Linked DNA regions of Homo sapiens: region 2 is linked to region 1. A link is an interaction called in ENCODE POLR2A ChIA-PET data of the cell type or tissue named here. Cell type or tissue: OCI-LY7. All regions are shown on one strand. Links, peaks and the distances in the headings refer to the core of each region. The heading gives the core; the rest is flanking DNA.

What was found. ChIA-PET counts read pairs that join two places held together with the same protein. Peaks named below come from ENCODE experiments on the same cell type or tissue, not always from the same donor. Only the 100,000 strongest peaks of a DNase experiment are listed, where the experiment ranks them.
Region 2: POLR2A ChIA-PET joins it to region 1 with 5 read pairs; 1 of 35 experiments calls an interaction of 5 or more read pairs at or near these places.

Annotation. Positions count from the first base shown.
Region 1 is chr1:145,458,752-145,474,512 of GRCh38, forward strand. It overlaps RNVU1-31 (RNA, variant U1 small nuclear 31), which reads right to left and starts at 7,029; the gene lies at 6,866-7,029. TRQ-CTG3-1 (tRNA-Gln (anticodon CTG) 3-1) reads left to right here and starts at 907; the gene lies at 907-978. RefSeq lists enhancers at 6,713-6,762, 6,927-7,468 and a silencer at 6,923-7,102. In OCI-LY7, for the core only: no CTCF peak of the experiment used is centred there; a DNase peak (open chromatin) is centred at 6,820; H3K4me3 peaks cover 730 bases; H3K27ac peaks cover 739 bases.
Region 2 is chr1:144,544,637-144,560,397 of GRCh38, forward strand. RNVU1-2A (RNA, variant U1 small nuclear 2A) reads right to left here and starts at 7,307; the gene lies at 7,143-7,307. LOC105379574 (a long non-coding RNA gene) reads left to right here and starts at 7,579. Exons shown (of 2, transcript XR_001737761.2): 1 at 7,579-8,022; 2 at 15,412-15,761. In OCI-LY7, for the core only: CTCF peaks have their summits at 5,895 and 6,122; DNase peaks (open chromatin) are centred at 6,035, 7,105 and 7,605; H3K4me3 peaks cover 2,692 bases; H3K27ac peaks cover 3,392 bases.

The sequences.
Region 1 (15,761 bases), core at 3,088-11,087:
AAGAAAATAACAGAAATTTTGCAGAAATTTCATCTCCGGTCTGGGCGCAGTGGCTCACGCCTGTAATCCCAGCACTTTGGGAGCCCAAGGTGGGCAAATCACTGAAAGTCAAGAGTTCAAGACCAGCCTGGCCAACCTGGCAAAACCTCATCTCCACTAAATATACAAAATTTAACCAGGCATGGTGGCCCACGCTTGTAATCCCAGCTACTGCGGATTACAATCACTTGAACCCAGCAGACAGAGGTTGCAGTGAGGGGAGATCGCCCACTGCCACTGCACTGCACTCCAGCCTGAGCAACAGAAGGAGACTCTGTCTCAATGAAAGAAAGAGAGAGAAAGAAAGAAAGAAAGAAAGAAAGAAAAGAAAGAAAGAAAGAAAGTGAGGGAGGAAGGGAGGGAGGAAGGGAGGGAGAGAGAGGAAGGAAGGAAGGAAAGAAGGAAGGAGGGAAGAAGGGAAGGAGGGAGGGAGGGAGGAAGAAAATGAAAGAAAGAAAGAGAAAGGGAAAGAAAGAAAGGAAAGAAAGAGAAAGAAAAAAGAAGGAAAGAAAGACAAGAAAGAAAGAAAGAAAAAGAAAGAAACAAGAGAGACAAAGAAAGAGAGAGAGAAAGAAAGGAAGAAAGAAATTTCACTGTGGCACAGGAAACTCTATGACCGAGGCTTCAAGGGCTCTTCTCTGGCCCTAAACTCACAGTGGATTTTGCCTCATTTTCCGAGGTGCAAATGAAATGATGGAAGTCGATCAAAGGAGAGGGCAGAGAGAAAGTAAGAAGGATGGCTCCTTCCTGCAGGTCCACCTTCCTCGAGTGTTGCTTGTGGGATAATAGAAATGCCTTGACATGGTTGAGTGGGAACTATTGCTACTTATTGGGAATTCAGACGCTTCCGGCAAACTTGCACGATGAGGTTCCATGGTGTAATGGTGAGCACTCTGGACTCTGAATCCAGCGATCCGAGTTCGAGTCTCGGTGGAACCTTTCTGTTTAATTAGGACGGCAATGTTGTGTTTTACTCCCTAAATGGAATGGGGATTCCGCTGACGTTCAGAAACTCTGCGCTGTGGGCCTCCGTGTCCCTTCTGCTCCCGCTGTCTGAGCCTCGCGATGTACCCCGCGCTCCTCGTCCCCTCTTCGTCTCCCTCTTCGGTGTTCGGGGTCCCAGAAACCGGGTTCTCGCAGTGGCCCGGACCACAGGGAAATTGCCGAGTCATCCAGTCGGGATCAGCGAGCCTGCAGGGTCCCCTTCCTGGGCGAGCCTCCTGGCACCCAGCAATCGGAGGCCCGGACACCCCCGCCAGGGACCCAGCGACCCAGGAAGTCCCCACCCCCTCTCAGAGCGACCCTGGGCCTCGGGCTGACAGGTCTCCTCCACTAAAAAGGCTGCTGCCCCTCTATCCTACACCCCGAGATTCCTTTCACTCGGGAATCTCCTAATGGCACCCATTGTCTTTTTGGTAAGTAAACGGTGGCGTGAGAAATTCTGATGGGGTTAGCTCAGTCATTGGAGAGTGTGTCTCAGTTTAGGATCGATGGTTCCAGACCTAACTTGGCAGTAGCACTGCTTTATTCAGATGGCCCATCCTATTCCGAATGTTAATTTGCTCTGTTCTTCATATTCAGATTTTTATGCCGAATTTCTAGCTCCTGCGTCTCTATTGCGGGCCCTAAAAGTCGCTGTTTCACTAAGCTTTGGAACCTGACTCCGGGAAATCTCATTCTTTCGTCCCAAGATCTCAGCCAGAAAGAGAGTTCCGCGCGGCGGCGTCTTCAAGCGCGCGGGCTGGGAGCGCGGGTTCTGATCCTGGGTCGCCCCGGCCGAGCTCCCTCAGGGCCACGGGGAAGAGGAACCTGAGCAGCTCTGAGGGGCGAGTCTCTGAAGATGGGGCTCCCCCTTCTCCCGTCAGGACCCTGCCCCAAGGAGAAGACGCCTTAGTTAAAAATGTTTTCTCCTGCTCTTCAGAGCACTTGGGATGAGGTTCCTGATGGGTCTTGGGAGCGAACTAAGATGTCACTCCAGGCGCTCAGGACCATCGCTCTCATTTTCATATTTTGGGGCTGAGAGCGGTTACAAAGGACTGAAAAATACCGCAGTCTTTGAGGGGCTCAGTTTGGAGGACGAGCCGGGGTTGAGGGGGGTTGACGCCTTCTTGGCTCCTTGGAGTGGACTGGCAGGTAAGGAAACACAAACTCCGTTTCCCCTTGCAGGCAGAACTGCAGGACCTGGGATGGAAAATTGGACAGTCAAAGAGTAACAATATTTATGTAGAGGTGGGTTGCGTGCATTAAAAATTGTTATCCCTACAGATAAGTGTAGGAAGGGACCAGGGCACTGCTGTTCACCACCAGCTTTGCAGCATATGTAACTTTGATAACAGTGTATAGTGCATAAAAATTCATTCCTGTTCACAAATATTTGATCACAACCAGTTACAGGTTTCTTTGTTCCTTCTCCACTTCCACTGCTTCACTTGACTAGCCCTATAGGAAAAAAGAATCATTCTTAAATATGATATTGTTTCAGTTGATCGCCAGCCCGCCCGTTCCCCACCCCCTGAAAGTAGCTGGGACAACAGGTGTGCACCACGTGCTGGGCTCATTTTTGTATTTTTAGTAGAGATGGGGTTTCGCCATATTGGCCAGGCAGCTCTCGAACTCCAGAACTCAAGTGATCCGCCTGCCTGGGCCTCCCTACACCTCCCTGCTGGGATTACAGGCATGAGCCACCCCACTTGGCCATCATTTGTATTTTGAATTTAAATATTTTGTAGTCATCACTCTTCAAAGATTCTGGGTTTTGCTGCATGTGCATGATGGGATTCAGGACATGCTACTCCAAAGTATAACATCTTGGGGTATTGAATATTTTATGCTAAAGGAATATGAGTAAACCACAGAAGCAGGAAGGTCACTGTCACCCTCCCCCTGCCCTTCCTCCCTGAAGTCCAGTATAAGACTCTTATGTGAGAGGTGCCCTCTCTGTACCCAGAGGAAAGGTGCATCCTTGATTCTGAAGACACAGGGACACAGAGAAGAGCCTGAACGCAGAGGCCTGGCTACCTTTCCCCCACTTTGTTACTGTTAGATCATACTTTTATTGACTTATCATACTTCTCCATGACTATTCATTCTTGAATAAACCTACTGTTAAAAAAACAAAAACAAAAACTGAGGTTTAGCTGTTTCCATGGGCCTTCATTTCCTTTGGAAGGCGTTCCTGTCATGTAAAATTTACATTAAATAAATCTGTATGCTCTTCTCTTGTTAGTCTGTGTTTTGCTGTGAGGGTCTCAGCAGCGAACCTAGGCTGGGTGAGAAAAAGTCATATTTCCTCCCCGACATGTACAAATGTCTTCCACTGTAAAGCTATATGTTTTTTTTTTTTTTTGACAGGGTCTCACTCTGTTGTCCAGGCTGGAGTGCAATGGCACGATATCAGCTCACTGCAACCTCCGCCTCCCGGGTTCAAGCCATTTTCCGGCCTCAGCCTCCCAAGTAGCTGGGATTACAGGTGCCTGCCACCACGTCCGGCTACTTTTTGTATTTTTAGTAGAGATGGGGTTTCACCTTGTTGGCCGGGCTGGTCTCGAACTCCTGACCTCAGGTGATCCGCCCGCCTCGGCCTCCCAAAGTGCTGGGATTACAGGCATGAGCCACTGCACCTGGGCAAAACTATAAGAATTTTACTGGGGCAGATTTGAAGCAAGAAATTGAATCATTATTCCCCTTTGGATGAGCTGAACACATGAGCTAATAAACTCCCAGTTCCTCCCAGATAGAAATACTTCTCTAGTTCATTCCCCGAAGCTCCTTGAGGGTCAAACCTGCTGGAGATTGAGGGGCCTTCCTGGGATCTCCCAGCCCAGGAGGTTACTGCTGGTGAGAAGATTGCTGCAGTCTCCCTGGGAGGGTGCACGGCCACTGGAAAGTATCACTGCTGTAACTTCAATACAACTGGTTTTCGTCACATCTGCTCTTTGTGCAGTGTTGCAGGCAAAATACAAGAGCTAACATGCACATGAGTAACACATGCACATCATCAGCTGTGTCTGCAACACAAAGTGCCACATGTCAGGCACAGTTGATTATGTGCATGTGTTTACTCATTCAGTCCTTACCTCAGGCCGAGGTCACACTATCACCTTCATCTTCCATGTGAGATGCACAAAGACGTTAAGTGACCTGTCCAGGGTCACTCAGCCAGCAAAGGAGGATTTGAAAGCAGGAATTTGAAGTGAAGGCAGCCTGTCTCCAGAAGACATTCTCAGAACCACTGCATTTATACTGCTCCTAACAAAACCACCGTTGCAAAAATTATGACAGTGAGAAAAACCTGACATAGGAAAACTATGACTGTGAAAGAAATCTGACCTAACTGACTGCATCTTACTTCTAACCTCTGAGCTGCCTTTGTCCACTCCTGGGCATAGGCCAGGCTAACTATGAGAGAAGTTTAGTTCCAAGTCTAAGTCTGAAACAAAGATGTCTTCCTGAGACAAACTCCTTCCTATCTTGGGGATCAGACCTCCTTAGCAAAGCTAACAAATTAGGTGCGAGATTGGAAATTATTGCTCAGGAGCCATGCAGCCAGAAGCCACATGATTCCTAAGCTCCCCAACTGTGCCTGTATATAAGATTATTGGTGTCAAACCTAAGATTGGTGTTCAAGGTATTTTTCAGACCCTGCCTTATGATGGACTAGCTGGCACACCCAGACCGGTAAACTGGCTCATCTGGTCCTGTGGCCCCCACTCAGGGACTGACTCAGTGCAGTGAACAAGCTCTGACACTGTGATTTCATCCCCAACCCAACCAATCAGCTTTGCACATTCCCTAGCCCCTTGCCTGCCAAACTATCCAAAAAAAAAAGAAAAAGAAAAAAGAAAAAAAAAACCCTAGTCTTTGAATTTTGGGGGAGGCAGATTTGAGTAATAATAAACCCCTGTCGTGGTCCCTCAGCTGCTTCTGCATTTATTAAATTCTTTCTCTATTTTAGAAAGCCTGCTGTTCTCAGCTCCATTGGCTTACCTGGGCAATGGGCAAGATAAACCTACCAGGCAGTTACATTAATAAAAGAGAAACACAAATGGTAAGCATGCTTGAAAAGAAATATAAGTCTGTGTATTTCTTTGGAAGAAACACAAAAGGAGGAGGAATGATAAGACAGGCAATAAATACACTGTCCTAAATATTTTCATGATTCTCCTGCCTCCTTCGTATCCTTCTTATCCCAACAACTTCTCCCCAGAAACCTTCAACTTAAACATGGTCCTGCCAGAACTGGGTTTGTCCTTCCCTTTACATTTTCCTCTCACCTACCCTACACCCCTTCCATATCTAATCTGTTCTTTAACTTCCAGGTCATTGAGAATTTTCCATTTAAAAATATAAAAAATTCATAAAGCGGAAGATAACCAGTCATCCATATTCCCACCTCCTGGAATTAACTACTGTTAACATACCTACATATTTTTCTTCCAAATCATTGTTAAACTACACATGCTAAGCATAGACCATACTAACAGTAGAGAAGATGTAAACATATGTAAAATTTTTGAAAACCTTACGTTCAAAAATAACTTCTCATAACATTTGGGCAACCCTGGAGTTACAGTCTTGTGGTACATCTACAGGGAGAAGAATGTATATTTTAGCTAGACTGTCCCTAAAAGAAAAAGGAAGAAAAAATAATAAAGAAGGATATATATACCTGAAAAAATAATAAAATAATAAAGACGCATATATGTATGCCTTTATAAAATTTAGCTGAGACTCTATTTTTATTTTACAAACATTCCATTTAATAGTGCATGAACTTAACTGCAGACAAAGAGACAGAAACAGAAACGAAGGAATTCCTCAACTCCCGATTACAGTTAGAGAGATATTTTTCTAAAGGAATCTTCTAAGGATAAACGTACACTAAATTAAGTAGAAGACATTAAGATTTGGAGTGGTTTTCTTATTCCTTTTTACAATCAGGTTGATTAAGGTGTGAGTTGACTTTGGTACAATGCATCCATTTCAAGTTTGATGACGTGTCTATTACTCTAAAAGGTCCTCTTGTGCCCTTTGCAGTCAGTTCCGCCCTCCCCCTGAGGCCAGCAGTCAATGATGTAGTTTCTGTCACTATACAGGTTAGTTTTAACTGTTGTAGAAATTCACCTTGATGCCGCCACACAGGGTGCACTCTTTTCATCACTCGGCATAATGTTTTTGAGATGATCCACGCTATTTCATGTTTCCGTAATGTGTCCTATTTTATTGCTGGGTAGTTCGGGTAGTTGGGGTAGATCGCAGCACATTCTGGCGACAGGTGAGACTGCGGTTCTGACCTGCAGGCCTCGGTGAACATGAGCAAGGGCACCTGGGCGCCGGGAGAGACCTCCCTTCCCCTACAGAAAGCAAGCGTGTTATGTTAACAACCGAACGGGGACCCTGCTTTCATCCCAAAGAACAGCACCCGACTGCGTAGTTTCTTCCCTGGCTCTAGGAGGTGAGAACACATTCCCCGCTAGCACAGACATCCTACAAACTCCTGCGGAGGCTGCGGTTAGAAGCAGAGGCTGTGTGAAGGGTGACTCTGGGGGCTATGAAAAAACACGAAGGTTTTCACAGAGCATGAGAACCCAAAAGACTGGAGACTATGAAGCGATCTGCAAAAAGCAGCCCCAAGTGGAAAGGAAAGAGAAGAGCCCTGCGGCCACTTAGCTAGTGTTAAAAGAGCTCACGGCGGCGGAGAGGATAACACGTTACTTTCTGTTTCCCATCGTTGCGACTGTAAGGAGAACACTTAACATGCCACCCAAGCTACAAAACTGCAGTTTTAAGAATAACCCTTGCCGTCTATTTTTTCATTACAAAAATTCAGGGGAAAGCGCGAACGCAGTCCCCCACTACCACAAATTATGCAGTCAAGTTTCCCACATTTGGGGAAATCGCAGGGGTCAGCACATCCGGAGTGCAATGGATAAGCCTCGCCCAGGGAAAACCACCTTCGTGATCATGGTATCTCCCCTGCCAGGTAAGTATGACTTCACACACTTCTGCCCTGTCACAGCCCCATATACCTCACCCTTTACACACATGGTCACTTGCCCCGCGCACCCCCGAGCCTTCCTAGCCCTGACACACAGCTGGGACCCTCAGGTCCGACCAGCGGTCCTGAACCCGCTCCCACGGCACGGGAGCTCCTTCGTGGTGAAACAGCCAGTGGCGAAGCAGCAGCCCCTGCGCTGCCTCATCTACATAGAAGTCGCCCTATCCGTGATGTCACCGACAGCGCCTTCCTCGTCCCGGTCTGCTTTTCTGCCCCACCCTCCGCCACTCAGCCGACCAACATGGTGCCAGAGCCTGCGGGGGCAGTGATGTCTGCCTCTGCCTCCTTTCCCTCTCTTCCCCGCCCATGGTCTTCCCCAAAGAAGCGGGTGTTTCTGTTGTAGTTTTTTGTTTGTTTTTTGTTTTGCGCCGTCTCGCTCTGTCGCCCAGGCTGGAGTGCAGTCGCATGATCTCGGCTCCCTGCAACCTCCGCCTCTCGGGTTGAAGCGATTCTCCTGCCTCAGGCTTCCACATAGCTGGGATTACAGGCACACGCCACCAAGCCCGGCTAATTTTTGTGTTTTTAGTAGAGACGGGGTTTCACCATGTTGGCCAGGCTGATCTCGAACTCCTGACCTCAGGTAATCCGCCGACCTCGGCCTCCCAAAGTGCTGAGATTACAGGCGTGAGCCATCACGACTGCCCAGAAGCCAGTTCTTAGCCTGTGTTGCCGAGGACCTCTTTGGCAGAAATCTGGAGCCTGTCCACCCTTCTTCAAATAATGGCTTGTAATGCGCAGACTAAAACATGGAGGATTACACAAGAAACTGGTTCACTTCACATCATTATCCTTGTGATGTAGCATTCTACTTGAAATTGGAAGCCGTTCGATATCAGAGAAACCATATCTATGAAACTAGAGAGGCTGCTCAGATGACTGCAAACCAGCCATCCTTACTTGTTTTACCACTAGTAGTGTTATAAGGACGGTGGTCCAATTTCAGGAATCTTGTAGGGTTCTTTCAAATACAGCAATGTACAAATATGCTGCCCCAGCAGAGCACACTGGACACTCAGGCATGATGCTGGAGTTTGTCATCTCTTCCACGGCCTTCTCCAGACCTTAGCACTTACCTCATGTTAGCACTTTATGTTCTGCAAAGACAGAAACAAAGTGGTCCAAATTTGGAAAAAATATATATATATTTGGGGGAAACTTTATTTGAGGTGCTTAACAGATTACTTTTAATCTGTAGAATACAACACCAAACTCTGACAATACTCCACAGACTCCAAATCTATCAGGCAAGTTTTTCCTGTCCTTTGCTTTCATATAAACTGAATCATAAAGTGTATAGTGGGTTTTGGGGGAATATAACTGCCCAATGGGTTCATGTTGCCTGCTGCCTAGACAGAACCAATTTATCAAGACAGGGGAATTGCAATAAAGAAAGTTATTTACCCAGAGCCAGCTGTGTGAGAGACCAGTTTTATTATTACCCAAATCAGTCTTCCTGAGTATTCTGGGACCCGAATTTTTAAGGATAATTTGGTGGCTGGGGGCCAGTGAGTTGGGAGTTCTGATTGGTCAGGTCGGAGATGAACTCAAAGGGAGCTAAAGCATCCTCTTGAGCTGGGTCAGTTCCTGGGTGGGGGCCACAAGATCAGATGAGCTGGTTTATCCATCTGGGTGGTGCCAGCTGATGCATCAAGTGCAGGGCTACAAAATACCTCACGCACTGGTCTTAGGTTTTACAATAGTGATGTGATCCCCAGGCACAATTCAGGGAGGTTTAGAATCTCATAAGTTGGAGGCTGCATGATCCTAAACCATCATTTCTAATCTTGTGGCTAATTTGTTAGTCCTGAAAAGGCAGTCTACTCCCCAGGCAGGAAGGGGATTTGTTTTGGGAAAGGGCTGTTATCATCTTTGTTTCACAGCTAAACCATAAACTAAGTTCCTCTCAAAGTTATTTTGGCCTGTGCCCAGGAATGAACAAGGACAGCTTGGATGCTGGAAGCAAGACAGAAGCAGTTAGGTCAGATCTCTTTCGCTGTGATAATTCTCCCAGTTATAATTTTTGCAAAGTCGGTCTCAGGAGCAGAGGCATAGGTTTGACTTCTTTCACTCAGTCTTACATCTATGAATTTTTCATGTTATTCATGTGGTTATTTGTTTCTGTGTGTATTCCTTTGTATGAATATAGGCCAATTTATTTATTTATTCTACTGTTGCTGAACATGTTGACCTAAAAGAAAGAGGCTGAAGCACAAAATAGAATCTAGAGTTTACTTGAGCCAACATGAAGACAGCTGCCTGGAAGACTCACACCAAAAGAACCTTGGATCTGAGCTCCCTTTGGCCTTTGTCACAAGCAGGTTTTTAAAGGTCAAAAGGGGGGATGCACAATGGGCTGACAGAAAGGTGCCTGTCAGGAATTCTCATTGGTTTTCAGAAATAGCATTGATGAGAGCTTGGCTATCCCTTGTTATAGGGTGTGGGATACAGTGTTTGGTGTGGCATTATTAGATTAATTTACAGCTACCTGGGGTGATAGCAAGCAGTTTCAACAGATGAATACATAGCTCAAAAGGAAGGAAGCAGAAAGTGGTTGCTGTCTTGATTTAATGTCTCTCTGATCATGTGAAGTGGCTCACATTCCTCAGATAAAAATTCTTTTAAAAATCTTTCTTCTTTAAAGCATTGATGATCAAAAGCTCAGCCAAGGTGTCCCTCTTTGCCAGGAACACTCATTCCCGGATAGTCTTTCCCACGGTGAGGGCAGGGGAGGAAAGGAGCTGCCTCACTGAGGAATTTTTAAGAGCGCCCCAAAGCCCAATTGAAAGTACGTCACAGAGTAGAAAAAAAAAAAGAAGAAAAGAAAAGAAGAGAGAGAGACTTCAGTTAAATCTACAGCTGTCACTTGTTTAATCATCTCTCGTCTTCAGATACCATAAAATCAGTTTTCTCAGAAGTAAAACAGGAAATATATAACATTAATAATTTGAATAGCACAGATATAATTCACACAAGAATGAGAATCACAAAGAGAATCCGTATGCCAGAACAGTAAGGGAACCTATTCCATTAGGGAGCCAACGAAAAAACATCAGGGAAAACATGACATCCCAGTTCTTCTTTCATGATTTCTTGTAGCCAAATGACTTCTAATTTTTTCTAGATGAGGTTCTATGTCATGGGAGTATTTATTTTTGTATATGCAACAAGAGGTTGTAAACACCACACATCCACCTCCCTGCTCAGCTAAATCTATCATCTAAAGCGGGCTGCGGAGGCTGCTGTTGCTGGGGCTCTCCCCTTGGTGTTCTGGGCTGCGTTGTACTAAGTGGAGAAGGTGGTTGTGGGCAAGCGTTATGCAGAGATCACAACCAGGTGGGCAGGGGGCTGCTCTCTCCACACTATCACTTGACAATGTACAATTCCTTTTATGAACTCTTGTAAGTGCTGCTGTATCTACCCATTGTTTTTGTTTTGTTTTGTTTTTTGAGACAGACTCTCTGTCTCCCAGGCTGGAGTGCAGTGGCACAATCTCGGCTCTCTGCAACCTCTGCCTCCTGGGTTCAAGTGATTCTCCTGCCACAGCCTCCCAAGTTGCTGGGACTACAGGCACACGCCACTGTGTGCAGCTAATTTTTGTATTTTTAGTAGAGATGGGGATTCACCATGTTGGCCAGGCTGATCTCGAACTCCTGAACTCAGGTGACCCACCTGCCTCGGCCTCCCAAAGTGCTGGGATTACAGGCATGAGCCACCGTGCCCAGGTTCTAACCATTTTTAAATAAGAATAATATTGTCTTTGAAAATATATATCATCTAAAGTAATGCAATTATCTAGTACAATCTTAGCCAGTGAATAAATAGCTTTTTGTTGAGCTGTGAAAGAGGCTACAGTTTCATCAGCAATATTTCTTTCTTTCTTTCTTTCTTTCTTTTGTCTTTCTTCTTTTTTTTTTTTTTAAGACACAGTCTTGCTGTGTTGCCCAGGCTAGAGTGCAGTGGTGCAGTCTCAGCTCACTGCAGCCTCAACCTCCCTCGCTCAAGCAATCCTCCCACCTCAGCCTCCCGAGTAGCTGGGACTACAGACATGCACCACTATGCCTGGCTAATTTTGTTTTTGTTTGTTTGATTGTTTTGTTTGTTTGTTGAAAGACAGGGTCTCGCTATCTTGCTCAGAATGGTCACAAATTCCTGAGCTCAAGCAATCCTCCCAGCTGAGCCTCTCAAAGTGCTGGAATTACAAGCATAGGCCCCCAAGCCTGGACTCTTTATTTTTCTTTCAGAGAGAAGGAGTGGCTCTGTCGCCCAGGCTGGAGTGCACTGTCGCCATCATAGGTCACTGCAGCCTGGAACTCCTGGGTTTAAGTGATCCTTCCACCTCAGCCTCTGAGTCACTGGGATTATAGGCCAGAGCTCCCATGCCCGGTTTTTATCAGCAATGTTACCTAAGGTTAAAGAAGGATTTCGAACCACGGGAAACAACATCCCATCAAAGCAAAAGCGTGCTCCCCCAAAAATGTATGGAGCTACTTTCTTAATGGTCAGGCAGGTAATTAGCAAGTTTTCTCCCAATAGGATCTCCATCTATTAATAAAATAGAGTGGTGGGCATGCCTAGTGAAAAGTTTGAGGACGCTCATCCAATTCTTTTTTTTTTTTTTTGAGATGGAGTCTCGCTCTGTCTCCTAGGCTGAAGTGCAGTGGCATGATCTTGGCTCACTGCAACCTCTGCCTCGCAGGTTCAAGTGATTCTCCTACCTCAGCCTCCTGAGTAGCTGGGAATACATGTGAACACCACCATACCCAGCTAATTTTTGTATTTTTAGTAGAGACGGGGTTTCACAGTGTTGGCCAGGCTGGTCTTGCACCCCTGACCTCAGGTGATCCACCCGCCTCGGCCTCCCCACTCATCCAATGTTGGGTTTCTTCAGAGCTATATATATATATATAGGCATGACCAAATATCCTAAAAGACATTGCACTTCATCATTCCATGTCTTTAGACATTTAAGGGCCATGGATGGTGATCTCCTCCACAGACCAAATAAATGCTGGTGCACAACAGGTAAGTGTAGTATAATTTGGGTACATCAGCTTTCGGCATTTAAACCATGCATGGGTCAGACATGTTAGAGCAAGAGGGCAGGTTGGATCCTGATAGCAGGAGGGAGTGTTTTTCTCTTAACTTTCCAATAGCATCATGGTGTTTACCACTGTCATTTCAGAGTGAGACAACAATTTTTTGTTGGTTTTCTTTCTGATCTTTGGTTTTTTTTGCAACCGGGGTCTCACTGTTGCCCAGGCTGGAATGCTGTGGCAACATGACAGCCCAGTACAGTCTTGACCTCTTGACCTTCAGGGCTCAATGAATCATCCTACCTCAGCTTCCCAAGTGCTGGAGTTAGGCACACACCACCACGCCCAGCTTATTTATTTACTTTCTGAGACAGGGTCTCACTCTTTTGCCCAGTCTGGAGTGCAGTGGTGTCATCTGGATTCACTGCAGGCTCGAACTCCTGGGCTCAAGTCATCCTCTCAACTCATACTCCTGAGTAGCTGGGACTACAGTTGGGTGCCACCATGCACCCAACTGTATATTTTTGTATATTTTGTAGAAATTGTTTCACCATTTTGCCCAGGAAGATAGTCTCAAACTCCAGGGCTCAAGTGATCCTCCTGCCTCGATATCCCAAAGTGCTGGGATTACAGGCAGTTATTTTGACAGTACAATTATGATGGGTTAAACTGAGACGTACGGCAGGAAGGTTAGGATGAGTCAGACAGGTTCGATAAACAGGTTTTGCTTGATGTAACCCCGAGTTGCATCGTGAGTTCAATCAGGAGGAATACAGGTGAAATTTGGCACAGGATGTACCAATGGGTCATTATGGTCAAAAGTGGTTGGTGGTTTAAGGTGGCAAACCCAGCACCTTGTCACATTTCCCACAGTGGCAATGGTTTGTGAGATTCTGATCAGAGAATTATCCCTCCCTGATGTAATCAAATTAATTAAGGACAGTAAAACAGAAATCTGATCATAGGCATTTTGCTATGTATGTATGTATATGTATATACATGTACGTGCAATAGGACTAGTGTGTCATATCTTTAGAGAATATACATATAGGGTGATTTTACCAAAACCAATAGGATACGACCCCTACAACTTAAAGGAGCCCTGATGGTGTATGTATTCCAGTCAAGAGAAAAAGAGACTAACTCTTCCAGGTGCAGTGAGCACTGGAATTGTGAACAGCTGGTTATACAGGCCAGTATCTTGGGTGGAAGTGGGCTACAACAGATGTCAGCTACTTGCCATCTTCGTCAGGAAGATGGCAGGTCACCTTTAAGTGAAAACCTCCACTGACAGATGTCCACTCTGGTAGGGTTGCCTTTTAGATATGAGAAACATGAATCTGTGTGTCAATGCCCTTATATTTACTGCCACAGAGATGAGGCAATAATACCTGATGTGAGCCAGGTGCAGTGGCCCACACCTCTGGTCCCAGCTATTTGGGAGACTGAGGCAGGAAGATGGCTTGACCCCAGGAGATAAAGGCTACATTGAGTCATAATTACGCCACTGCATTCCGGCCTGGGCAACAGAGTGAGACCCCATCTCAAAAAAATAAATTAATATTAATAATACCTACGTGGTGCCCTCCAGTGGACTTGGAGGGAGTATTTTATTTGATGTTGTTTCCAGTAAGCGACATCTCCAGTTTATAGGCATAGTTTTTGATATTTTCATCTCCCATCAGCTCATTATGAAAGGCATCCTTTATTAATTTGGAGCTCTTCATAAGAAGTTTTGTGAGACCTTAGAAATAATGGAGAATGTTACCTTTAAGAAGTGCAGTGCAGGTTCATAAGCCCCTTCATCTAACCACTGCATGGGTCTTCCTGTTCTAATTTCAAAGGGAGGGAGTGAAAGTTTTCCAGAAACAGTGGGGGATCTTTGGCCAGAGAAGGTTAAAAACTTCTGTTAGCTTTGCCAATTGAGTTTTTATCTTATCATTATTAAGTTGCACTAGTCCAGAGGATTAGGGGTGATAGGCACAATGGAAATGTTGGGACATAGGTCAAACGTTACAAATGGATCCAACTATCTGACTGATAAGGTGTGTTCCTCAGTTGCTATGGAGATCAGATGGCACTCCCCATGAGGAATGATTTTCTCTAATCACAGTCTACCAGCTGCTTGGGCTGTGGCTCATTGGCACAGAAATGTTTCACTCCAGCGACAGCACATATAAATTAGCACCAGAAAGTATCTGTGACCCTGAGATGGAGACAGCTGGATAAAGTCTAACTGCCATGTCTCAAAAGGTCCTAAAGATGCAATGTCCCTGTGACACATGAAGGGGTTTTCCAGGATTATGTTTGGGACAGAACAGAAAGTACAGCAAGAATAAACCTTTTGCACAATGGTAGGCGATGATTTTCAATACACTGCTTTCCCCATGCTATCATTTTGTCTGAATTCCAACGAGTCAGCTTATGAACTACTTTAAAATGGGTAATTGAAGCCTAAGGGGTGGATCAGGGTATCACTGGGCCCATACCATATGTGTGTTTCTGGAAAAAACTTGTTCCCTTTATCTTTCCAGAGAAAATAAAATATTGACTCAAAATAAATTAATTAAATTTTAAAAAGAAACAGGGCCAACCATGGTGGCTCATGCCTGTAATCTCAGCACAGCTCTTTGGGAGGCTGAAGCAGGAGGATCACTTGAGCTCAGCAGTTGGAGACCAGCCTGGGCAATTTAGTGAGACCACATCTCTACAGAATTATTATTTTTCTTAATAGCCAAGTATGATGGTGCATACCTGCAGTCCCAGCTACTTGGAAGGCTAAGGTGGGAGGATCACTGGAGCCCAGGAGGTTCAGGCTACAGTGAACTATGATTGTGCCACTGCACTGCAGCCTGGGCAACAGAGAAAGACCTTGTCTCAAAAAATAAAATAAAATAAAATGTCTTAGAAGTTTAGCTGTCCATCCTATGCAGCAGAATATCTATGTGTCATGTCCACCATGTCCTTCTGTTGTATCATCCCCTTAGTTAAGCCAGGAAGGCACCTGTCCCCTTATTAGAATATCATGGGCTCATGGCTAGCACAGTGGCTCACGCCTGAAATCCCAGCACTGTGGGAGGCTGAGGCACATAGATCTCTTGAGCCCAGGAGTTGGAGACCAACCTGGGCAACATAGCAAGGCCCTATCTCTACAAAAAAAAAAAAAAAAAATAGCTGAATGCGGTGGTGCATGTCTGCAGATCCAGCTACTCTGGAGGCTGAGGTGGGAGGATAACTAGAGCCCAGGGGGTGGAGGCTGCAGTGAGCTGAGATCACGCCACTGCCTTCCATCCTGGGTGACAGAGTGAGACCTAGTCTAAAAAAAGCAGGGGAAGGGGGAGAAAGTTTGTTGTGCCAGCAAGTAAATGAAGAAAGGGACAGTATTAGAGTTGAGAAATAAATTGGAATATGATTTGATACCTCTCCCGCAGAAGATAAATTTGCTAAAAGTGCTGAAGTTAGAGGCATTACATAAGACCCATTGCAGTTGCTCATGCCTGTAAATCCTGGCACTTTGCAAGGCCGCGGAGCTGCTTGAGCCCAGGAGTTTGGAGACCAGCCTGTGCAACATGGTGAAACCCCTTCTCTACAAAACAAATAAAAATTAGCAGGGCATGATGGCCCACTCCTGC
Region 2 (15,761 bases), core at 2,708-10,707, 910 kb before region 1:
CCCCTACTTTGCTCCTAGCAAAGGCCTGAAGGCCTAGCGGTTCCTGCAGAACCCCTGTCTCCCTCTTTTGGATAAAGCAGAGAGGAAATGACCTGTGTGGAGGGAATCAGGGGCTGCATCTGCACGGAGGAGCTGAGGCAAGTAGGGCAGTTGCGGTCTGTCAATGTAAAGGACATTTGCCATCCAGGAGGTTGGGCTGTTATTATTAGTTTTTAAATTCGTCAATACAAACTTCAGGGAAATGTGTCTTCTTACTTGTAGGAACCTCACAAGACCTCCCATCTTATATTCCAGGGAGAATTGCTGCGTATTACACGAACACATAGGTGAGACTGCCATTCTGACCTGCAGGCCTCGATGTCCTGTGCAGGGGCACCAGGGCACTGGCAAAGCCCTTTCCATACAAAGAGCAAGCGTGTTATGTCTACAACCCAATGGCACCAGTTCCAAGTACAATTTCTACTTGGTTCTATGAGCTGAGTACATGTTCCCCCCAGCACAGAAATCCTACAAACTCCCATGAATGCTATAGGGAAAAGCAGGGGCTAGCCAGGTGTGATGGATCATACGTGTAATCCCAGCAGTTTAGAAGGCCAAGGCAGGGCAGATCACTTGAGTCCAGGAATTGGAGACCAACCTGGGCAACATGGCGAAACTTCAACTCTTAAAAAAACAAAACAACAACAACAACAACAAAACAAGAACAGAAATTAGCCGGCTGCGATGGCTCGTGCCTGTGCTACTCCAGAGGCTGAGGTGGGAGGATCGCTTGAACCAAGATCCCACCAGATACAGTGAGACTCTGTCTCAGGGAAAAATACAAACAAAAAAAAGAGGCTCTGTAAGAGGTGACTCTGGGGACAATGGAAAAACACTAAGGTTTTCAAGTGGTGTTAAAAGCCAGTAGGCCTTGGGGACCACTGAGCAATCTACAAAGCAGGGAAGCCTAGATCCCTGAGCTCTGCCCGCCAAGTACCACCACAGCTAACATGAGAGACCTCCCCCACAGAGACTGAAATTTGCCTCCTGAGGAAACAAGTGACTACAGACATCTGTCCCAGGACAGTAAACAAGAAAATAAGGTCTCACAAAAACAAAAACAGCTGACCACACCATACAATCACTGAGACCGGGCCTGCGACTATAGATGAAAAAAGCAAATGCTGTCTATTATTCATACCATGAAAGACCAGGGGAAAGCACGAACGCAGTCCCCTACTACTGTTGCGGGAATCAGGAGAACAAAGAGACCAACGGGTGGAACAGAAGGATTTTATTGAGTGCACTCGGGCCTAGCGTGAGCCCCGAAGAAAGACAGGGGGCTTGACTTTTATACACACTTCTGAAAGGGGGTTGGCTAGTTTGAATGGTGCAGCAGGAATTTGATGGTGCGAAACTCGCGGGGCAGGCAAGAGGGCTTACAGAAGCAGAAAGAAGGCAGTTAATCAAACTGTGACAGGTCTTGCAACGCAAGCACAGCTGGTAACCTTGCAGCTGCACTGAATGGAAATCAGGAACTTACAAAACTTGAATAATGACAAGTGGCAAGGGGGAAAGACAAGGCAGTAAAGACATTTGTTGTTTTTCCTCTTATACTTGCTGGGGGCGGACCGTGTTGACAAAGTCGCTGGAAATCACTGTCAGAGATGTAGCTTTTAGGATAGTATTGTCCAGGATCTGCTAGGCTCTATCCACTGCAGGCCTTGGTGGGGGGGGAGGGGGGGCCTGCGAAGCACAGGAAAACTTGTCTTTTCGTTGTAACTTCCGCTTCGTTACTACAAGTTACGCAGCTGAGCTTCCCACGTTAGAGAAAATGACAGAACAGCACACTTGAAATGAAATAGTTGAGTCGGGTTTAAAAGCCATTTCAGTAACCACAATATCTGCCCTGCCACATAAATAAGATTGCACCTATCTCCGCCCCGCCACAGCTCCATACGCCTCACCCTTTAAACGCACAGTCACTTGCCCCAGCACCACTCCAGCCAATCCCCAACCACCCCGAGCCCTCCTAGCCCTAACACACAGCTGGGACTCTCATGTCCAGCCAGTGGTCCTGGACTTGCTCCTACAGCGCGGGAAATCCTTCGTGGCGAAGCAGCAGCCCCTGCGCTGCCTCATCTACATAGAAACGCCCTATCGGTGATGTCACCGACAGTGCCTTTCCCAGTCTCCTTCTGCTCTTCCGCCCCACCCTCCGCCACTCAGCCTACCAACCCGCTGGGGGAGCCGACGGAGGAAGTGACGTCTGCTGTCCCACCTCTCCCTCCCGCCCTTGTCCTTTCCGGAGGTGCGCCCAGACCCCGCATCTAGTATCCCCCAAAGAAGCGACTACTTAACTTGTGTCCTGCGGAGGACCCTTCTGGCGGCCAGCTGGAAGCTGTGCGCCGGTCTTCAAATAGTGGCTTTTAATTCGCAGACTAGAACATTTAGGATTACAAAGAAAACCGTTTCCTTTCAAAGCTGTTTATCTTTGTGAAGTAGCATTTTGCTTAAAATTGGAAGCCTTTGACTATCAGAGAGAAATCATATCTATGAAACTAGAGAGGCTGCTCAGATGACTGCAAACCAGCCATCCTTGCTGGTTTTACCAGTAGTAGTGTTATAAAGAATGTTGTCCAATTTCATGAGTCTCGTAGGTTTGTTTTTTTGTTTTTCAAATACAGTATTGTACAAAAAGGAAGCAGAATGTGGTTGCTGTCACAATGTAATGCCTCTCTGGGCCTGAGAATTTGGAAAGGCTCACACTCCTCATAAAAGTTCTCTTCTTTCCTCATTCTCCCTTTAGATAAAAAGTCTTTTTTTTTTTTTTTTTTTTTTTTGAGACGGAGTCTCGCTCTGTCGGCGGGATCTCGGCTCACTGCAAGCTCCGCCTCCCGGGTTCACGCCATTCTCCTGCCTCAGCCTCCCGAGTAGCTGGGACTACAGGCGCCCGCCACGACGCCCGGCTAATTTTTTGTATTTTTAGTAGAGGCGGGGTTTCACTGTGTTAGCCAGGATGGTCTCGATCTCCTGACCTCATGATCCGCCCGCCTCTGCCTCCCAAAGTGCTGGGATTACAGGCGTGAGCCACCGCGCCCGGCCAGATAAAAAGTCTTTCTTGAAAGCATTGTTGATCAAAAGCTGTATCTCTCCTTGCCAGAAAGGCTCATTCCCAGATAGTCCTGTCCCACACTGGGGGCAGGGGAGGAAAGGAGCCCTCTCACTAAGGAATTTTTAACAGTGCCCAGAAGCTGAATTGGCATCACAGAATTGGGGGCGGGGGGGGAGACAGAGAGATCTCGGCCAATTCTATAGTTGCTGTCACTTGTTGAATCATCTCTAGTCTTCAGAGTACCATGAAAACAATGAGAAATACATAACATTAATAATTTGACTAGTGGAGATATAATGCACACAAGAATGATAATCACAAAGAGAATCTATATCCCGAAACAGTAAGGGAACCTATTCCATTAGGCAGCCAACTGAAAACATCAGGGAAAACATCAAATACCATTTCTTCTTTAGTGATTTATTGTAGCCAAGTGGCTTCCTTTCTAATTTTTTTTCTAGAGAAGGTTCTACTGCATGGGAAACATTTATGTATATGCAACAAAAGGTATTTGCCACCACACATACATCTCCCTGCTCAGCTAAATATATCATCTAAAGTGATGTGATTACCTAGTACAACCTTAGCCAGTGAATAAATAGCTTTTTATTGAGCTGCAAAAGAGGCCGCAGTTTCATCAGCAATGTTTTTCTTTCTTTTTTCTTTTTCTTTCAGAGACAGCGTCTGTCTCTGTGTCCCAGGCTGGAGTGCAGTGGTGCCATCATAGCTCACTGCAGCCTTCAACTCCTGGGCTTAAGTGATCCTCCTGCCTCAGCCCCCGAGTCACTGGGATTACAGGCCAGAGCCACCATGCCTGGTTTTCATCAGCAGTGTTTCCTGAGGTTACAGAAAGATTTATAATCCTAGGAAGAAACACTCCCTTGAAGCAAAAGTGCTCTCCCCGCAAAAATGCAAGGAGCTATCTTCTTGATAGCCGGGCAGATAATTCTCAGGTTTTGCCCCACTGAATCTCTATCTAAAATAGAGCAGTGGTCATGCCTAGTGAAAAGTTAGAGGGCCTAACGTTTAAATCTGTAATCCATCTTGAATTGAGTTTTGTATAAGGTGTAAGGAAGGGATCCAGTTTCAGCTTTCTTCATATGGCTAGCCAGTTTTCCCAGCACCATTTATTAAATAGGGAATCCTTTCCCCATTGCTTGTTTTTCTCAGGTTTGTGAAAGATCAGATAGTTGTAGATATGTGGCATTATTTCTGAGGGCTCTGTTCTGTTCCATTGATCTATATCTCTGTTTTGGTACCAGTACCATGCTGTTTTGGTTACTGTAGCCTTGTAGTATAGTTTGAAGTCAGGTAGTGTGATGCCTCCAGCTTTGTTCTTTTGGCTTAGGATTGACTTGGCGATGTGGGCTCTTTTTTGGTTCCATATGAACTTTAAAGTAGTTTTTTCCAATTCTGTGAAGAAAGGCATAGGCATTGGTAGCTTGGAACCAACCCAAATGTCCAACAATGATAGACTGGATTAAGAAAATGTGGCACATATACACCATGGAATACTATGCAGCCATAAAAAATGATGAGTTCATGTCCTTTGTAGGGACATGGATGAAATTGGAAACCATCATTCTCAGTAAACTATCGCAAGAACAAAAAACCAAACACCGCATATTCTCACTCATAGGTGGGAATTGAACAATGAGATCACTTGGACACAGGAAGGGGAATATCACACTCTGGGGACTGTGGTGGGGTCGGGGGAGGGGGGAGGGATAGCATTGGGAGATATACCTAATGCTAGATGACACGTTAGTGGGTGCAGCGCACCAGCATGGCACATGTATACATATGTAACTAACCTGCACAATGTGCACATGTACCCTAAAACTTAGAGTATAATAAAAAAAAAAAAAAATTAAAAAAAAAAAAAAAAAAAGAAAAGTTAGAGGGAACTCGCCCAATGTTGGGTTTCTTCAGATATATGTGTGTATATATATATATTTATATATATGTGTGTGTGTATATATGTGTATATATATATATATATCTCCAAATATCTTAAAGACACTGCCCTTCATCATTCCATGCCATTAGACATTTATAGGACCATGCATGGTGATCTCCTCCACACAAAAATAAATGCTGGTGCAGAACAGGTAAGTGTACTATAAATTGAGTACATCAGCTTTTGGGCATTTTAAACCATTGGTCACACACGTTGGAGCAAGAGGGCAGGTTGATAGCAAGAGGGAGTGTTTCTCTTTCAGTTTTCCAATAGCAAAGTGATGTTTGCCACTGTCATTTCAGAGTGAGGTGACAAATTTTTGTTGTTGTTTGGTTTTGTGGGGTTTTTTGTTCGTTTTTGAGACAAGGTCTCACTGTCCCCCAGGCTGGAGTGCAGTGGCACGATCAGGGTTACTTTTGCCTTGACCTCATGAATTCAAGCAAACCTCCTTACTAATCCTCCTGAGTAGCTGGGACTACAGGCACGTGACACCACACCCTGGGGTGTGAACTGGGATTTTATATTTTCAGTTGGCTCCCTAATGGAATAGGTTCCCTTACTATTCTGGAATACAGATTGTCTTCATGGTTGCCATTCTCGTGTGCATTATATTTCTACTAACCTGCTAATTTTTTTTTCTTTTTTCTTTTCTTTTCTTTTTTTTTTTTTTTTTTGAGACAGAGCCTCACTCTGTTGCCCAGGCTGTATTGCATGCAGTGGCAGGATCTCAGCTCACTGCAATCTCTGCCTCCTGGGTTCAAGAGATTCTCCTGCCTCAGCCTCCTGAGTAGTTTGGATTACAGCCTTGCTGACATACACCACCACGCTGGGCATTTTTTTTTTTTTTTTTTTTTTTTGGTATTTTTAGTACAGACGGGGTTTCGCAATGTTGGTCAGGCTGGTCTCGAACTCCTGACCTCAGCTGATCAGAAGTAGGTGAGGTCAGAAAACGCACCCTGGGAGAGGCTGGCAAAATGCCCAGAACGGCCATCGCTAGGCCTGGGGTTTTCTTCTGTACTGAAATACTACTATTCATGTAGTGCGGGGACAAAACCAATTAGATACTTCTGGGAGTTAAAAAGAGATGAATTTACAGTGCCATTTGAGAAGGGGTATTAAGGAATTTTCCAGGGTACTGACGCGTGTCAGGTGCAAACTGCAGGTTCGGAGAGAGCTAAGTATTTTCTGTCCATGAAGGTGATAAGGGGGGTCTTGAAGAAAGAGGAAGGGGGGAGGACACTGGCGCCAGAAATAGGAAAGGGCTGCTTGGGGGTGGGAAGGATGGGTCGGGGTGCTATCTAGAAAGCTGCCTGGCAGTGGATGTAGGATGTAGAAGCGAGACATCAAACAAGAAGCTGTCGCTTAAATAAAGTCTGAAGATAGACTAGATATGTAAACGGCAGGAGATAGTAGGGAAACTGGACCCGTCTCCTCATAAAACTTCCCGCCTTATGTTTCAGGGAGGACCGCAGCGCATTTCGGCCAAGACAGGTGAGACTGCGGTTCTGACCTACGGGCCTCGATGAATTGCGTTAGGGCACCTGGGCTCCGGGAGAGCCGTTCCACTCCACAAAGTAAGCGTGTTATGTCTGCAAACGAACGGGGACACTAAGAGCCCCAAAGGCCCTGCTTTCATCCCAAAGAACAGCCCCCGTCTGCGTAGTTTGTACCTGGCTCTGTGAGGTGAGAACACATTCCCCGCTAGCACAGAAATCCTACAAACTCCTGAGGGGGCTGCGGTTAGAAGCAGACGCTGTGTAAAAGGGGACTCTGGAAGCTAGAGAAAAACACGAAAATCTTCACAGAGCGTGAGAACCCAAGACGCTGGAGACCGTGGATCAATTTCTGCAATAAGCAGCCTTATGTTCAAAGGGAAGAGCTATGCAGTCTTCGCGCTGGTTAGCCTAGGATAAACCGGCTGACACTCCTTACTTCTCCAGCGAGAAAGACAGCGACATGCCACTTCCTATTTTGCAGGCTTCTGACTGTAACAGTAACACTTAAGGGCACCACAAAAAACACAAACCAATGAAAGAAAGCAGTAACAAGGAGCGTACGGTCTATTTTTGAAACCAGAAAAAAAGAAATCAGGGAAAAGCACGGACACAGCCCCCCACTACCACAAATTATGCAGTCGAGTTTCCCACATTTGGGGAAATCGCAGGGGTCAGCACATCCGGAGTACAATGAATAAGCCTCAGCCCTGGGAAAACCACCTTCGTGGTCACGTTATCTCCCCTGCCAAGTAAATATGAGCTCCTGCACCTCCGCCCCGTACGCCTCACCCTTTACACGCACGGTCACTTCCCCGCGCACCCGCGAGCCCTCCTAGCCCTGACACACAGCTGGGACTCTCAGGTCCGACCAGCGGTCCTGAACCCGCTCCCACGGCACGGGAACTCCTTCGTGGCGAAGCAGCATGTGGCGAAGCGCAGCCTCTGCGCTGCCTCATCTACATAGAAGTCGCCCTATCCGTGATGTCACCGACAGTGCCTTTCCCAGTCCCCGTCTGCTCTTCCACCCCAACCTCCGCCAACTCAGCCGACCAACCCGCTGCTGAGCCGGCAAAGGGAAGTGACGTCTGTCTCTCCCTTTTTTCTCTCCCGCTCCCTTGTCTGTTCTCTCCCAAAGAAGCTGGTCCTTAGCTTCTATTGCGGAGCAACCTTTCGGCGACCAGCTGGAGCCTGGGCACCCTTCTTCAAATAATGGCCTTTAATTCGCAGACGAGAACGTTTAGGATGACAAAAGAAACTTTTTTTTCACGTCCTTACCCTTGTGATGAAGCATTCCGCTTACATATATATATGTAATGTTGGGTTTCTTCAGATATATATATATATATGTATATGTGTATAAATATCCAAATATCCTAAAAGACACGGCCCTTCATGATTCCATGCCATTAGACATTTATAGGACCATGCATGGTGATCTCCTCCACACAAAAATAAATGCTGGTGCAGAACAGGTAAGTGAAATTGAGTACATCAGCTTTTGGGCATTTTAAACCATGGGTCAGAAATGTTAGGGCAAGAAGGCAGGTTGACAGCAAGAGGGAGTGTTTTTCTTTCAATTTTCCAATAGCAAAGTGTTGTTTGCCGCTGTCAGTTCAGAGTGAGGAGACAATTTGTTGTTGTTGTCTGGTTTTGTGGGGGTTTTTGTTTGTTTTTTAGTTTGTTTTTGAGACAAGGTCTCACTGTCCCCCAGGCTGGAGTGCAGTGGCACGATCAGGGTTACTTCTGCCTTGACCTCATGAATTCAAGCAAACTTCCTTACCAATCCTCCCGAGTAGCTGGGACTACAGGCATGTGACACCACACCCTGGGGTGTGAACTGCGATTTTATATTTTCAGTTGGCTCCCTAATGGAATAGGTTCCCTTACTATTCTGGAATACAGATTGTCTTCATGATTATCATTCTCGTGTGCATTATATTTCTACTACCCTGCTAATTTTTTTCTTTTTGAGACAGAGTCCCGCTCTGTCACCCAGGCTGTATTGCAGTGGCAGGATCTCAGCTCACTGTAGCCTCCACTTCCCGGGTTCAAACGATTCTTTTGCTTCAGCCTCCTGAGTAGCCACCTGGCTAATTTTTGTGTTTTTAGTAGAGACAGGGTTTCACCAGGTTGGCAGGCTGGTCTCGAACTCCTGACCTCAAGGGATCGACCCGCTTCAGCCTCCCAAAGTGCTGGGATTACAGGCATGAGCTACCACGCCTGGCTCTCAAACCATTTTAAGTAAGCAAAGGCAGATTTGTCTGGCTTTTTAGTACATTGCTGAATTATCCTCCAATCTATATTTTTAGGAAGGACCTGGGGAATGGCAACATGCACATATTTGGCTAAAATGTGAACCTTTCATGTTCTGCTTGAAAATCCTTCCAATTTGCCTTTTGCAACCAGTTAGTGGCCTTGCCTTCTTCACCAGAATGTGAATTAATTGATAAAGGCCAGAATATTTGGGCTCAAAGGTTTCGACAGTTAAGTCGAATTTTCTGCCAAAGCCTATAGGATCTTGGAGCCTGCTTTAGAAACAGAAGAACGAAATGTGTTTAACTTTAGATCAGGGAAGTCCTTTATTTTTTTTTATTTATTTTTATTTATTTATTTTTTTTGAGATGAAGTGTTGCTCTGTTGCCCAGGCTGGAGTGCAGTCGCGCGATCTCGGCTCTCTGCAAGCTCCGCCTCCCGGGTTAACGCCATTCTCCTGCCTCAGCCTCCTGAGTAGCTGGGACTACAGGCGCCCGCCACCACGCCCCGCTAATTTTTTGTATTTCTAGTAGAGATGGGGTTTCACCGTGTTAGCCAGGATGGTCTCCATCCCCTGATCTTGTGATCCGCCCGCCTCCGCCTCCCAAAGTGCTAGGATTACAGGCGTGAGCCACCGCGCCCGGCTATAATATTCTTAATTCACATTTTGGTGAAGCGGTGTACACAATGGTAGGCTCCCCTCTTCCTGTGGGTTTGGGTTTTACCTTGAAAGGGGCTGTCAGAACAGAAGTTTCAGGGAAGGGGCCAGAGCCCTGGGGACTTTCCTCAGGTGATGGTGATGGAAGAAGAGGCAAGGCAGGACAGGAAGGCTCAGGTAAGAAAGACTATGCAGGTGCAGGGGCAGGAGGAGAAGGAGCAGTTGGAGGCGAAAGAGACAAAGCCTCCTCAATATTTCTCAATTCAGAAAACGTGTCAGTTTACCTCCTTAAGCTTACTTCCTCAATGGAGGCAATTTTCTTAGTTCTTTTTTTTTTTTTTTTTTTTTTTTTTGAGATGGAGTCTGGCTCTATTGGCAGGCGGGAGTGCAGTGGTGTGCTCTCGGCTCACTGCAACCTCCGCCTCCCGGATTCAAGCAATTTTCCTGCCTCAGGCTCCCGAGAGCTGGGACTACAGGAGCCCGCCATCAAGCCCGGCTAATTTTTTGTATTTTTAGTTGAGACGGGGTTTCACCATGTTGGCCAGGATGATCGCCATCTCTTGACCTCATGATCCGCCCGCCTCGGTCTCCCAAAGTGCTGGGATTACAGGCCTGAGCCACCGCGCCCGGCGCAATTTTCTCAGTTCTTTTAGAAATTTTAGAAATTTAGAAATTTGGAAATTTCTAGGTCTCATTGCAAGTAAGTCTCCCATTTAATTTGTCTTGTTCTAAAACCAAATTTCTCTCTCTCTCTCTTTTTTTTTTTTCCTTCAGACAGAGTCTCACTCTGTCGCCCAGGCTGGAGTGCAGTGGCGCGGTCTTGGCTCACTACAACCTCTGCCTCCCAGGTTCAAGCAATTCTTCTGCCTCAGCCTCCTGAGTAGCTGGGATTACAGGAGCCCGCCACCATGCCCGGCTAATTTTTGTATTTTTAGTAGAGACAGGGTTTCACCATGTTGGCCAGGCTGATCTCGAACTCCTGACCTCTGGCTCCCAAAGCGCTGGGATTACAGGCGTGAGCCACCGTGCCCAGCGTAACCAAGATTATTGAGCCATTCTAATTTGTCAAAAGAGTCACATTGATTTTAAAAAAAATAACGTAATGGGCCAGGTACGGTGGCTCACGCCTGTAATCCCAGCACTTTGGGAAGCCGTAGGGGGCGGATCACGAGGTCAGGAGTTCGAGACCAGCCTGAGCAACATGGTGAAACCCCGTGTCTACTAAAAATACAAAAATTAACCGGGCGTGGTGGTGTGTGCCTGTAATCCCAGCTACTGAGGAGGCTGAGGCTGGAGAATTGCTTGAACCCAGGAGGCGGAGGTTGCAGTGAGCCAAGATTGCACCACTGCACTCCAGACTAGGTGACAGAGTGAGACTCCGTTTCAAAATGAATACATAAATAAGCAAATAATAATGTAATGAACGTTTTCATCGTTTACATATTAAATAGATGAAGGGGTGGCCTGCCCCTCCATACTTGTGGGCGTTTCTCATCGGGTGGAAGGAGAGACTTGAGAAAAGAGAGAGACACAGAGACAAAGTATAGAGAAAGAAAAGTGAGCCCAGGGAACCGGCGCTCAGCATACGGAGGACCCGCGCCGGCACCAGTCTCTGAGTTCCCTTAGTATTTATTGATCATTATCGGGTGTTTCTCGGAGAGGGGGATGTGGCAGGACAATAGGGTAATAGTGGAGAGAGGGTCAGGAGGAAAACATGTGAACAAATGTCTCTGCATCATAAACAAGCTAAAGAAAAAAGTGCTGTGCTTTTGATGTGCATATACAGAAACATCTCAATGCCTGAAAGAGCAGTATTGCTGCCCACATGTCCCACCTCCAGCCCTAAGGGGGTTTTCTCCTATCTCAATAGATGGAATATACAATCGGGTTTTACACCGAGACATTCCATTGCCCAGGGATGAGCAGGAGACAGATGCCTTCCTCTTTTACTAATCCTCCTCAGCACAGACACTTTACGGGTGTCGGGCTGGGAGACGGTCAGGTATTTCCCTTCCGGCGAGGCCATATTTCAGACTATCACATGGGGAGAAACCTTGGACAATACCTGGCTTTCCTTGGCAGAGGTCCCTGTGGCCTTCTGCAGTGTATTATGTCTCTGGGTACTTGAGATTAGGGAGTGGTGATGACTCTTAACAAGCATGCTGCCTTCAAGCATCTGTTTAACAAAGCACATCCTGCACAGCCCTTAATTCATTTAACTTTGAGTGGACACAGCACTTGTTTCAGGGAGCACACGGTTGGGGGTAGGGTTACAGATTAACAGCATCTCAAGGCAGAATTTTTCTTAGTACAGAACAAAATGGAGTCTCTTATGTCTCCTTCTTTCTACATAGACACAGTGACAGTCTGATCTCTCTTTCTTTTCCCCACAATACTTACACTATTTAAATTGTTCAAAAGCATCAAAGATTCCTCTCTGCTGTCAACTTCATTCCATTTATTTTATTGTACCAAACTATCAAGACCATTAATTTAATCTACTGCTAAATCTATTATTTTTTTCATGTTAGAAATTCAACCAGAAAATTTCTCCCTAATGAAACCTCACATTTCAAGCATAAGTAGGCTGGGTGAGGTGGCTCACACCTGTAATCCCAGCACTTTGGGAGGCCAAGACAGGTGCATCACTTGGGGTCAGGAGCTTGAGACCAGCCTGACAAACATGGTGAAACCCCGTCTCTACTAAAAATATAAAAATTAGCTGTGTGTGGTGGCATGCGCCTGTAATCCCAGCTACTCTGGAGGCTGAGGCAGGGAAATAGCTTCAACCTGGGAGGCAGAGCTTGCAGTGAGCTGAGATTGCACCACTTCAGTCTAGCCTGGGCTACAGAGCAAGACTCTGTCTCAAAAACAAATAAATAAGCATAAGTAGTAAAAAAAAAAAAAAAAAAAAAAGATAAAAAATAAGGCGCAGGGTCTTGCTCTGTTATCCAGGCTTGAGTGCAGCGGGGCTATCATAGCTGACCAGCTTGGAACTTCTGGGCTCAGGCAATCCTCCTGGCTCAACTTGCCTTGTATTTTTTTAGAGATGGGGTCTTGCCCTGTTGCCCAGGCTGGTCTCCAACTGCTGGCCTAAAGCAATCCTTCTGCCTCAGCCTGTTGAGTTGCTGGGAGTACAGGTGCAAGACATGCAGCCTAGCATTGTAGTAAAACAATTTTCAACAAATTCTTAATTTTCTTTCTTTTTCTTTTTCTTTTCTTTCTTTCTTTTTTTTTTTTTTGAGTTGGGAGTCTCACTCTGTCACTCAGGCTGGAGGGCAGTGGCGCAATCATAGTTCACTGCAGCCTGCCTCAGTCTCCCAAGTAGCTGAGATTACAGTCATGCATTATCATGCCTGGCCAACTTTAAAAAATTAGCTAATACTTAAAAATTTGTAGAGACAGGGGTTTCACTATATTGCCAGGCTGGTATCCAACTCCTAACCTCAATTGATCCTCCCTCCTCAGCCTCCTAAAGTGCTGGGATTGCAGATATGAGCCACCATACCTGGCTTAATTTTCTTATTTTAATTTTATATAAGTGATTATTATTGTTCCTAAGATAATTGGGGCAGTGACTCCTTTAAAATTTTAGAGACCTAATTTGTCTATTCACTTCACTGAAAGAGTATGCCAGTTTGCTTCATGAGAAAATATCCTATATTAATAAAGCAAGAAAATTCCTTCCACCAAACTAGGGGGCATTCTAAAGAAACGAATTGTGCTAAGTAACATCACTTAAGGTGAAAACAGAGGCAATGGTATCTATTAACAATGTTTATCAGTGAAGGAAATAAACTGAAAATGTTAACATCATTAAATCCTCAGAGGGCCTTCGTTGCTGAAAATCTGAGTAATATTGTGATACCCTTTTGAGTCCGGCAGGACATTCTCTTTCCAGGGCATATGACAGTGGGCGAATAATTTCTTTTCATTCATTTTCATTAAGGGCTGAACTTCCTTAATGTTCTGGAGATTATTAAATTTGATTTGTATAGTTGTGAAAAGTGCTCATATTGCTGATTCCATTGCTTACATATGATCATATAAGTCTTTTCTCTCCTTTCTGTAGTGTGGTTTAAACTTAATCCTTAAAGGACATGTATTTGAATTTTTCAGCTGGTTAGAAACCTGAATATACCAATCAAAGAAAACTGCTCCTTACATGCTACAGATTTAGTGTTCTTCCTGTGCTAAGATGTCTTTTAGATATAGTAAATTTGTTAAAGCCAAGAGCTCCTATGGAACAAAGTTGGGTGGGAGGGGGACATTGAGTAGTAAGATCACTCTTGTAATAGAGATGCCACTCTTGCAGATATTGACAACTATTGGGCCTGTAAAATTTTTAACAAACATTGGAAAGACAAGATATGAACAACTCATCATTGCTGCAGTCTCAAATATCAGGAAATACCATTATTCTCAGGACAATAAATAGACAATAAAAAAGACTCACAGAGCAGCTTAGCTGTCATGTATTACCAAACAGGGACTGGATCCTTGTCAACACCACCCAACAGAGATTGTCCCCAGAAATTCACTTCATAACATCAAAACCAAAAACCCACACTGATGGCACAATATAATGATGCAAAAATGAGAGAGAGAGAGAGACAGAGAGAGAGAGAGAGAGAGAGGGAGAGAGAGAGAGACCTGTCCTACAGCCATACTTAGTGGGTAAAAGCCAAAGAGCTCAATTTCTGCTCATGATACTTAATAGAACAGAGGGAACATGAGCCAATAGCTCAATGGGTTCAGATCTGCACCAAGTGCCTGTTGGATGCAGAATTCTACTGTCTCCAATAATATGTCTCAGATGGACTAGTTTTTTTGTTTTTTGTTTGTTTTGTTTTTGTTTTTTATTTTTTGTTTTTGAGAGAGAGTCTCCCTCTGTCGCCCAGGCTGGGGTGCAACGGCACGATCTCGGCTCACGGCAACCTCCGCCTCCCGGGTTCAAGCGATTCTCCTGCCTCAGCCTCCCAAGTAGTTGGGACTACAGACGCACACCACCACGTCTGGCTATTTTTTTGTTTTGTTTTGTTTTGTTTTGTATTTTTAACAGAGACAGAGTTTCGCCATGTTGGTCAGGCTGGTCTCGAACTCCTGACCTCAGTTGATCAGAAGTAGGTGAGGTCAGAAAACATACCCTGGGAGAGGCTGGCACAATGCCCAGATCCGCCATCGCTAGGCCTGGGGTTTTCTTCTGTAGTATTCATGTAGTGCAGGGACAAAACCAATTAGATACTTCTGGGAGTTAAAAAGAGATTAATTTGCCGGGCGCGGTGGCTCACGCCTGTAACCCCAGCACTTTGGGAGGGTTCACGAGGTCAGGAGATCGAGACCATCCTGGCTAACGCGGTGAAACCCCGTCTCTACTAAAAATACAAAAAATTAGCCGGGCGTGGTGGCCGGCGCCTGTAGTCCCAGCTACTGGTAGGAGGCTGAGGCAGGAGAATGGCGTGAACCCGGGAGACTGAGCTTGCAGAGAGTCGAGATCGTGCCACTGCACTCCAGCCTGAGCGACAGAGCGAGACTCCGTCAAAAAAAAAAAAAAAAAAAAAAAAAAAAAAAAAGATGAATTTACAGTGTCATTTGAGAAGGGGTATTAAGGAATTTGCCAGGGTACTGACGCGTGTCAGGTGCAAACTGCAGGTTGAGAGAGAGCTAAGTATTTTCTGTCCATGAAGGTGATAAGCGAGGGCCTGAAGAAAGAGGAAGGGGGGAGGACACTGGCGCCAGAAATAGGAAAGGGCTGCTTGGGGGTGGGAAGGATGGGTCGGGGTGCTATCTAGAAAGCTGCCTGGCAATGGCTGTGGGATGCGGAAGCGAGACATCAAACAAGAAGCTGTCGCTTAAATAAAGTCTGAAGAAAGACTAGATATGTAAACGGCAGGAGATAGTAGGGAAACTGGACCCGTCTCCTCATAAAACTTCCCGCCTTATATTTCAGGGAGGATCGCAGCGCATTTCGGCCAAGACAGGTGAGACTGCGGTTTTGACCTGCGGGCCTCGATGAATTGCGTTAGGACACCTGGGCTCCGGGAGAGCCGTTCCACTCCGCAAAGTAAGCGTGTTATGTCTACAACCCAACGGGGACGCGCTAAGAGCCCTAAAGGCCCTGCTTTCATCCCAAAGAACAGCCCCCGCCTGCATAGTTTGTACCCGGCTCTATGAGGTGAGAACACATTCCCCGCTAGCACAGAAATCCTACAGACTCCTGAGGGGGCTGCAGCTAGAAGCAGAGGCTGTGTGAAATGTGACTGGGGGCTAGGGAAAAACACGTAGATTTTCACAGACCCT